2 separate regions of the Mus musculus genome follow, and region 2 is linked to region 1. A link is a loop called in an ENCODE intact Hi-C map of the cell type or tissue named here. Cell type or tissue: heart. All regions are shown on one strand. Each heading gives the region's core, and the rest is flanking DNA. Links, peaks and the distances in the headings are about the cores only.

Evidence for each region. Hi-C counts contacts between places; a loop is a spot of excess contacts. Peaks named below come from ENCODE experiments on the same cell type or tissue, not always from the same donor. Only the 100,000 strongest peaks of a DNase experiment are listed, where the experiment ranks them.
Region 2: a loop joins it to region 1, with 2.5 times the contacts of the local background. A loop is called at or near these places in 4 of 42 quality-filtered maps.

What each region holds. Positions count from the first base shown.
Region 1 is chr5:74,781,670-74,787,051 of GRCm38, forward strand. No RefSeq gene overlaps it. Among named protein-coding and RNA genes, the nearest start is that of Lnx1, 81 kb to the left of the region's middle. In heart, for the core only: no CTCF peak of the experiment used is centred there; a DNase peak (open chromatin) is centred at 2,362; H3K27me3 peaks cover 277 bases.
Region 2 is chr5:74,719,353-74,724,734 of GRCm38, forward strand. No RefSeq gene overlaps it. Among named protein-coding and RNA genes, the nearest start is that of Lnx1, 19 kb to the left of the region's middle. In heart, for the core only: no CTCF peak of the experiment used is centred there; no DNase peak of the experiment used is centred there; H3K27me3 peaks cover 815 bases.

The DNA.
Region 1 (5,382 bases), core at 323-5,322:
GAGTGCCAGGGCAGCCAGATTGTGACAAGACAGACAGACCAACAGACTGACTGACAGACAAGGAGGCTGCCCTCCTCCAGCAGCTCACTCTTACAGTAGCCCCAGCCTCTGTTGCCCAGACTGCTGCTTTCATCTCTGTGCTTCTGAAACACGTTCTAGGTTCTCAATTGAACATCACCCCCTAGTATATCTGACTCCCTAGTAAACCAAACGGGACCCATCTCTCTATCATATTCTAGTCCCTCCGTAAAGCTTGCTATAGCTTTTATTATCCCCTTACTTATTTACTGACACTCTCATTTCCTGGTTATAGGCTTCCCAAATTAGGACTTTTCTGTTTTACTCTAAGCTGTCTCCCTAGTGCGGGGATTAGTGAGGCATATTGGGCTCTCTCTCAGTCAATTATTGGCTGGTGAGCTTATATATTTACATCATTAATTACAATGACACTTGGGGGACTCTTTATACTTTTTCATCTGCTCCAGCCAGCCCCATCTCTCCATCAGTGACGAGTCTGTGATGGTGATGAGTTTGTGATGTGGACGGCTTCTGAACTAAAACACTCTCTCTCTCTCTCTCTCTCTCTCTCTCTCTCTCTCTCTCTCTCGTGATGTGGACGGCTTCTGAACTAAAACACTCTCTCTCTCTCTCTCTCCCTCTCTCTTGTGATGTGGACGGCTTCTGAACTAAATCTCTCTCTCTCTCTCTCTCTCTCTCTCTCTCTCTCTCTCTCTCTCTCTGGCCACACCCACAATCACACCTGCCGGGCTGTAGTTGTTACATTGTATTAGTGCAGCTGCAGTGAAGCACTTCTTCCTTCCTCCAATCCCTGCTTCTCTGATACTGTTTTCTTAGGACTTCCAACAAGGTTGCCTTAAAACATAAATCCAGTTAAGTCTTCTGCTTCTACTTGCCAGAGGCACCCCACCACCTAAACAAGGAAAGAGAAGCACCAGACTTTGACAGGAGCAGCCATCTGGCCATTGCCATCCTGGCTTCTGTACCCTCCCTTTTCTGAACCCATTCTTGTAGTTCCCCAGGGAACATTCTTTAGCTATACTCAATTCAATTGACTCTTTCTTTCTTTTAACTTGGTTAAGTGCCTCTACCCTGTGAAACTAAGTACCGCATTCCCCAGAGAGTCAGCTGGGTTTCTGTCACTAAAGATGATCTGCCTTTTGTTCTCGCCCAAACAATTCCTGCATGGCATTTTCTAGCTTATTTCCTAAGCATCCCCTTCAGCCAATTATTTGCTTTAAAAAATCGGTTCTTAACAATATGAACTAACCAGTACCCCCAGAGCTCCCTGGGACTAAACTACCAATCAAAGGAAACACATGGTGGGACTCATGGCTCTAGCTGCATATGTAGCAGAGGATGGCCTAGTCGGTCATCAATGGGAGGGGAGGCCCTTGGTCCTGTGAAGGTTCTATGCCCCAGTCTAGGGGAATGCCAGGGCCAGGAAGTGAGAGTGGGTGGGTTGGGGAGCAAGGAGAGGGAGGAGGGGATAGGGGATTTTCAGAGGGGAAACTAGGAAAGGGGATAACATTTGAATGTAAATAAAGAAAATATCTAATAAAAAATCGGTTCTTACTGAGCAACTACTATTCTCTAGGCATTTGAGGTTCTAGGAGACAGAGTTGGAAACAAAGCAGACAGAAGAAAGTTGTTCTCAAGAAGTGAAGCGGGAGATGGCCGGTGGAAAATAAATAAGCTACATGTTACACTTAGAGGTTACGAACGCAGTGGAGTCAGAGAATTTGGGAGAGATGAGTGTGGTGGCTCAATGGTGAGGAGCAGAGATGCTATGTTGTCGGGAAAGGCATCACTGTCATGACATCTAGGTCAAAGAGGAAGAGCAAGGACCGAGACATGTGGACACCAGGGATGAGTATTTTTACCTGAAGGAATAGCAATAGAGAACCCTTGATGTTGGGGTGTGGTTGGCCAGCTTTACAGGAAGCACGTGAGAAGCAGGAGACCATCAGAACAGGGGAGTAGAAGCCATGGGGTTATGGCATGAACTCGGCTTTGCTTTGAGTGAGAAAGGCAGTCAGGGGGTGCTGAGGAGAAGAAGAGGGGTACAACAGGACACAGGGACCTCTGAAGCCTCTGCGCCAGTCTTTTGATAGCTTAGGCCAAGATGGCTGCCCTCATTAGTTTAAGAGTGACAAACACAAGACTAGATTCCCCTCAACCCCCAGTACAGTGACTGACCCCTCACCCAGTGGTGGTCACGGCGTAGGGCAGTGAGCGGCCCCAGTTGTCTGAAGGAGAAGCCAGACCCTGTGCAGTCAGCACCCTTGTTTTTCTGGGACAGATGGAGCAGGATTGTTTCCAGTGGGCAAGCTCCGTTTTTCTGGTTTTCCTAATTGAACTTCCCTGGGGCCACATTCTGAAGACGGCGTGGGTGTGTTGGCACAGAGGCCGATACAATCAAGTCTGATTGTGAAATGTGCTTTTAAATGACCCCTGCACACATGAAATGTGTTTAAAAAAAATAACAACCACATGTTTCTCTAAGGCAGGCTGCCCTAGGTAATCATGACCTCAAGACCACAGGTGCATCTTAGAACACAGTCAGAACATTCTGGAAGTTAACACGGGTCTGGGACTGCCAGAATCTCGCTTTTAGGTTCTTATTTATTTATTATACAGTACCAGGGCTTGATTCCAGGATCTGCTACATTCTTAGCGATTGCTCTGCCAGTGAGCTACATCCTCAGGCCTCTGGTTCTAATTTGAGGGAAAAGCTAAGAAAGGAGTGGGGGCTTCTAACCCTATAATCCCAAGGCTTTCGTGGCTGAAACAGGAAGACCAAGAGTTCAAGGTTAGCCTGGGTCACATAGTGAGGCCTTCTCTCAAATGAATGAATGAATGAGAACAGAGGAAAGCATTTGGAGAAGGTAATTAAAAATGATCTCTCTTGGTGTGTGTGCGCGCATGTGCACTCAAGCTTATATTCATGCACACATACATGAACCCACGTGGAGGTCAGAGGTCAATGTAGGGTGTTTCTTCTATCTCTCTTCACCTTATATATAAAATACAGATCTCTCTTGAATCCAGAGCATGTAGATTTGGATAGTGTTGCCAGCCATCTTGTTCTGGGGATCCTGTGTCTGCCTGCTGTGCAGGCTGCCACAACCACTTGGCATTTACACGGGTGCCCATTAACATAGGGCTGGAACTTCAGTCCTTGTGTTTGTGCGGCAAACACTTCACCCAGTGAGCCATCTCACTGGCCCCATCATTTATTTCTTTTTAATAAAGGGAGATAATGAAGGATGCAGAGTTGGAGATGGAGTAATAGTCCTTAAACTCTGTAAATTGGGGAAATGTTTGGGCTTCTGGAGTTTCTGAAATAAGATAATATGCTTAAAATGTGGGCCAGTGGCATGTTAGCTCTCTGAGCTGTTTGCCGCAGCCGTGCATGCTCTGGAACTAACGCCATGTAATTCTCGAGCGCGCCCCCAACTCGCCAGCAAGAACAACGCCACAGCAGGATCCTTCTGCACACGTTTATTCAGTCCTGTTTCTTCTTTCTCTATATTTCCCTTGTTTATATCTCCCTTGTTTATATATCTCCCCTGTTTATATCTCCCTTGTTTTTATATCTCCCTTGTTTTTATATCTCCCCTGAACCCTGGGCCTCTCACTCTTTTATACTCTCAGTTCCCATCCACGCACAGCAGGCCACGCCACCTCACCAGGCATGCAGCTTCAGCTAATCAGGGCAGCAGGGGCAAATCTCCACCAAATTGGATTCACCTGTATCCTGGTACACCTGCGCAGCACTCAAGATGTTTGTGTCTTATATGAGGAAGTCAGGTGCAAGTCATATGACTTAGCTGCAGTCCCTGGCGCCTTTGGGACTGCCGCCACACCCGCTCCCCACAATTCCCCCTTTTTTCTTTTTTGGCAGAGAGAATGTCTGTAGATAGCCCCCCGCAGCCATGCCCCTTACCCGTCCTTGGGTGACAAACAGCATTGGTTTGATCCCTGTCTTAGGTTGGTGACATGCCCAGGGAGTCTTATCACTGACTACCTCTCTATCATGCCAAGCCACACCTGGGGAGATTGTGTTTTGCTTGTGGCAGGTGCATCAAAAGGCCAGGATGTTGATTAATCTATGGCCAGATCTTAATCGCTGCAAGCAAGCCTCATGGGTGAAGGTAGAGGTCTGATCCCCAGTGTGCAAGCATAGGGGCCCTACACAAAACCATCCCTTAGGCTCATCACCCAGAGAGGTCTTGGCCAGCTCCCGTGTCGTTTTTCCTGGGGGAAGGGAACTAGGACACTGAACCTTCATGCAATCAGACATGCCTTCCACAGGATGCCAACAGCAAGCTATCCTCTGTGCAGTGCTTAGCCTCGCACCCCACGGCATAACGCAGCATAATTTCTTTTAGAGCGGCAAACCAAATCTGAGGAGATTGTCCCGCCTCCACTGCAGCAAAAGCCTATGCTACCATGGCGAAAGTGCGGGCCTGCACACGCTGCACCTAACACATGTGCCAAACACACACACTATTACAAGCATACATCCCAGGGCTCTCATCCCCACTCATCTTCCCTGAAGCAAGGGATAGATGGCCATCGGGGCTATCTCTTTAAGGGGAATTCAGGGATCAAAAAGCGTGGAAAAATTTGAATGTCATGTCGAGCTGGTATCGGCTTCTGGAATAACGAAAGGATCTCTCATCTCGACTCCATCCTTTGTGTTTGTGGGATCATCCACCATATCCACAGGGGCAACTGGATCAGGAGCCTCATTCTTGCAGCGTCTCACCAATCTCTCCGGCACCCAAAGAGGTTCCGTCTGGTCCTGTGGAAACACACAAACAGACCCTCTCGCCCACGTCAACACCTGATCTGGTCGATCCTCTCCAAATCTCCGGACAGAAGGTCCACCTACAGGTGGCTGCTGAGGAGGCATAGGGAGGCGGCACAAAAGCTAATTCGCCTTCCTCCTCCACCTCGGCTCTTTTATTTTGTCCTTTCTGTCCACCTGATAACACTGTCTTTCTTTTTCCTTTTTCTTTTTAAGCCCTTCTCCTTTTCCGACATACTTTCTTGTTGCTCTGTAAGGATTTTCTGACCTGTCTTGACTGCCTCTACACACAGTTTCAAACAGTAACAGAGTCCATATATCAGAACAAACAAGACCAAAACTATCAGACCTACCCACAAAGGGTCAATGGGAGAAAAAAACATAACTACACAGCGAGGATCTCTTGATCACTACACTGAGGTTATCATAGTTCCTTAACTTGTCCCCAAACCGGGAACCTTAACTTATCCCAAAACCGGGAACCTATCGTTACTTTGTGCCTGCTTCCTGGCAACTTTATATTCCCCTCTATTTTATCCGAGGTCCTT
Region 2 (5,382 bases), core at 145-5,144, 62 kb before region 1:
GTCCTGGACAACTTACTTTGTAGAGCAGGCTGGCCTCGAACTCAGAAATCCACCTGCCTCTGCCTCCCAAGTGCTGGGATTAAAGGTGTGTGCCACCACTGCCCGGCTTCAGTCTCGTTTCTGACCTCCAGCATTGGGATCTGCATTTGAATAAGGCGCGAGTGCGCGTGCGTGTGTGTGTGTGTGTGTGTGTGTGTGTGTGTGTGTGTGTGTGTGCGTGCGTGCGTGTGTGTGTGTGAAAGTTCCACAAATTCTGTTCTAGGTATTGGGAAGAACTCAGCTCTGTGTGTGTGTGTGTGTGTTTGTGAAAGTTCCACAAATTCTGTTCTAGGTACTAGGAAGAACTCAGCTCTCCAAACCTGCCAAATTCTATTTCCTGTGTGACCCCCTTGGCCTTGGAAGCCCTTTCCTCTGACTGCAGAGAAGTTGGATATCTTCCAGGCTGTAGTTTGTTTCTTTGTCATGTTTGTTTCCAACACTACAGTGTGAGATTCTCTAGTCTGCAGAATCTGGTCCCACTTATGGCCTTGCAAATAACAGTGACTTAGTCAGTGTACACTCAACAAAGCAATAGATGAATGAAATGCACCAGGTACCTCCTATAGACACATCTGTGGTCACTTTATCTAAAGACTCACACTCAGCTCTTTCTACTGACTTCAGTCTAGTCTGTTCTACCATTCATTAGAGTCAAACAGAGATTTAAAGAGACTGAGAAGGAGCTGAGGTGAAGGAGGGAATATTATTTCCAATGTTCTGACACATTCTTGAGTTCTCAATATATTTCTCTTTATGAGAGCCTACATCAAAAGGCAGAGCCACAGTCTGAGTTGAACACTGGGCTGCAGTCTTGGTCCCCAGTCTGACACTGATATAAGGTGGGATTCCTTGGGGTCTTGGCATTTGGGCCCCTGGCCCCAGTGTGTCCTGATTCCTAAGTGAGTGACCTTGCAAATGTAGGTTATAGGGATCTGAACTCAGGTCTTCATGCTTATGTGGCAGGCACTTTACCAACTGAGCCATCTCCCCAGCTCCCAATAACTCTTCTCAAGGACAAAAATTCTGATTTTTTTTATTGGCATGCATACTCTGTTGCAAATTAAGGTTTTATTTAAACAAGCCCCCAGAGGTTAATATCCCTTTCTCATGATCTGTTTTATAGGCAAGTTACACTAAGATACACAGGTCTCCTGCCTCCCTAGAGATATTTATGAACATCGTTTATTATGTCTCTAGTGTCTCAAGACAAGGAGGCGACTGAACAAAACCTGACTTGGAAAGATATAGGTGTGCAATAGCCCAGGAGAAGTAGATTTTGATCAAGGAAGTTGGCATTCCCTCACAATCCACCTCTGTTTGAGCAATTAAGTTCTTTAGAAAACCCACTGATTTGTCAAAAAGAGCGCACGGGTTAGAGAATCCTGACAGGTTTGGAACTACAACCCTCGCATGTTAATGCCCGGGTGTTGTAGGAAAGAACAGTGCAGCCACTGTTGACACACACTAGACCACTCAGTGTTCTTGAAGTGTCTGTGAGCCGGCCCACAAGGCGAGACTACGGCTCCCCTGTTCCTCAGCGTCCCGGACTCCCTGCAGCCAGTGATGGACCATGATCTCTCACTATGACATCTGAAGATGGAATCTCAATGCCAGGAAGGAAGTTTTCCAGATCAGTTTAAGAAACAAAACCCTCTTATTACAACAGGATCCGGTAAAGAAAACAAGGAGGGGATTCAGGAGAGAAGGAGGGTGGCAAAGAGGAACAGAAAAAACAAATACGTCAGAGGAAGACGAGACACGCAGTGAACGCGGTGCAGTTACGTGTGCTTGCTGAGAAAATGCTTCTTGCAGGGAATGCCGTGTGGGAAGAAGGCTGACCCACATGTCAGAACCTGCTCGCTGTCCTCTGTCACAGAACTTTAACATTGGCCCCGTGTAGCTGTGAGACACAAACATTTTCTTTCATAATTCGCATTTCTCTCGTAATCAAAATATTATTCCTTGGGAAGGGAGTTTTAATGAGTTTTACTTAGTATTGTGTAGAGTTGCATAAAGAAGAGACAGATTGCCCTTTCATTAGCTCATGTAATGAAAGGATACACAGAGATGCTGGAGGCTTAAAATGTTGCAAAATGGGGCCTTGATCACATCACTCAGGGTCCTAGATGGATCCCTTAGCCTTTGTGTGGCTAAAATGGGCGTGTGCTAGCCATGTCGAAGCCAGAGGAGACAACGCAGGACTCCAGAATAGGAAGAGGACTACGACAGAATAAAATACAACTTCAGCCAACTCTAATTTGAAGATACTTGGATATTTTCGTTCTTGTTACAGCTGCTAATTCACAGCTATTAATAATTCATGCCTTGGTGCTGGAAGTTCCTCGTGGAGACTGTCACTCCTGGAAGGAACGGGGTTTTCTGATGGCAGCGTTATGTGTAACCTAAGTTCCCACAGCGGTTGTTCCTCCTGCCCCTGAGAGGCAGGTCTGTTACTCCTCTGGAGCAGCTTCAGGCTCTCCCTCTTCCCTGCTCCCATTCCTCACCTCAGACACGCTCAGGTTTCCCCTGTGTGGGGTAGTTCTGTGACTCCTTTGTGCCTAGAATCACTATCCAATTTCTCTCATTTTCACAACAAATAGTCTCTCTGGTGGCAACCTCTCTGCATCCCTGGCTGTCTTCCCACCAGGCTGCAATAGCAGACTGCAGAATGTTCTTGTTCCAACCTGCACAGTGTGAGCCTTTGCCAGGTGCCCTTCACCTGGTCCTTTCAGCAGCCTCTGACCCTTCAGTTCGCCCACCCTTTGGGAGACTGTACTTGTACATTAGGCACAAAACTATTAGACGACCAGCTAGATAATATTCTTGTATTTTCTGAATCAATATATAATTAACATATGGGTAAAACCAGAAAAAATATATACAAACAACTTTCTATATATTTAAAAAATATTTTATTTTTTTAATTGTGTGCAGGTGTATATATGTGTATGGATGTGCACATGTGAGAGCAGATGACTTTGGAGGACAGAACAGGGTAGCAGAACCCCTGCAGCTGGTTTTATAGGTGGCTATGAGCCACCTGACAGACAGGGGTCCTAAGAACTGAACACAGACCATCTGCCAAACCAGCACACACTTATAACTGCTGAACCATCTCTCCAGCCCCAACCTTCTATATTTTAAATATTTATAGAAAAAAAATATTAAACTGTTAAACATTATAGCAGCAGACCCCCATTTTTGTAGAGTAAGGAATAGATTCAGTTTAACTTTTTTAAATGTATTTCTTTTTATTTATGTACATTAACATTTTACTACATGTATGTTTGTATGAGGGTGTCGGATCCCCTGAAACAGGTATTACAAACAGTTGTAAGCTGACATATGGGTGCTGGAAATTGAACCCAGGGTCCTCTGGAAGAGCAGCCAGTGCTCTTAACTGCTGAGCCATCTCTTCAGCTCCCAGTTTAATTTACATTCATGTATATGTGTATAGATATGGTATATATGTTTAAAGATTGTACGCAGTCTATATGGAAAAATCCATTCAAAATGGAATCATTGGTATGCATGTAAGAAAAAGCTATGGAACTTGGGAGAAAAACAAAGGAAGAAATCTTTATAATCATGAAATATATAATTGCTTCTTAGCAAGGACACAAAGGATACAAGCACACACATGCACACACCCAGGCACACACACAGATGAACACAATATAAATTGGTCTTTATCACACTAATAAAACCTTGTGCCAGAGGATACTATTAAGGAAATAGAATACACTCAGGAAGCCTCATGTAGCTATCACATGTCAGGTTTTCTGTCTAATTTGTCCTGTCTGTCAGGTTGGTTTGAACTGTGCAATGACTTCCTCCTCTGGAGAACTTCTGTGATTCCCAATCAAAGCCAAAATTCACCGAACATCAAAGACTTCAGATATGGCCTTTCTTTAATATTGCCTACTTAATTTTGTTAGAATGTTTACAAATTTGCTGTACTTTCTATTTGTGTATGTGTGGGAGGCAGTTCTTGGGGGATTGAACTTAGGTCCTTATTTATACATACCCCAGTTATAACTGTAAAATTTCCTTTGATAAGCAAACCTGATATATTTTTATTATTATTTAAAGCTATATTAAAAGTCAAAATTACCTTCAGTAACTTTGAAAACTTAACATCTGTGACCAATGTTAATGATATTTTTTAATAGCACATTACTTTAACATGACTTAAAAAAAAAACCTATTATGTTGGAAAAACAAATTGGAACCTTTTTATTTTTTAATGCTTCATTAAGTTATTTGGCCACTTCAGCTCATGCCCTGTTCTAACTCCTCACTGTAGAGACTGAATTTCCTGTGAGAGTCTGCATGTCTTGCTCACTAGATTCTATTTTTGTACAATAACTAAAGGCAAAAAAATTAGTCGCATTAGTATATAAAGAGGTCATAATATAGGCTGTGCCCTATTGCATTTCAATACTGTGTAGAGACTCATGAACACTTACATTAGTTTTTTCACATAGTAAATACATCAAACAAACAAACAAAAAACAAAACAAAAACTAGCCACTTGAGTTGAGATGGTTCAGCTGGTAAAGATCCTTTCCACCAGGACTGATGGTCTGAGCTTAAGACCAGAGAAGAAAAGAATGAGAAAGAATGAGTTCCTTTATACATGTACACAGTACACATACACACACACACACACACACACACACACACACACACACTCACACATTCACACACTCACACAATCACACAATCATACATACACACACACATACATACATACACACACATACATACACACACACACACATACACACACACTCACTCATACATACATACACACACACATACACACACACACACACACACACTCACACATATACACACATACACTCACACACACACACACACACACACACACACACAATGCATATAATTGTAAAAAAGAGAAACCTTAAATAATAAGAATAAAATCACAAGGAATATGAGAATATCTTTTGTAAATCAAATATCAGGGGATATATATATATATATATATATATATATATATATATGACTTAATACTAAAAGTCAAGCTGTCATCTACTTTCTTTTTCTATGGTAAAGTACCTGAGGATGGTAATACCTAAAAAAAAAGGGGTGGGGGCATATAGCTCATAGTTTAGAAGGCTGCCCTGAAAAATCAGGCAGCCACATTGATTTCATTTCTGAGGAGTGTCCTCTTGGCCTTTGTGTTAGTTGTTTTTCTGTTGCTATGATAAAAAACTAAGACCAAGGTGTCTTATAGTTTATTTGGGCTTATGACTCCGGAGGGATGAGAGTCCATCATGACACAGAGAGACGTGGAAGCCAGCAGCATGGTGTAAGAAC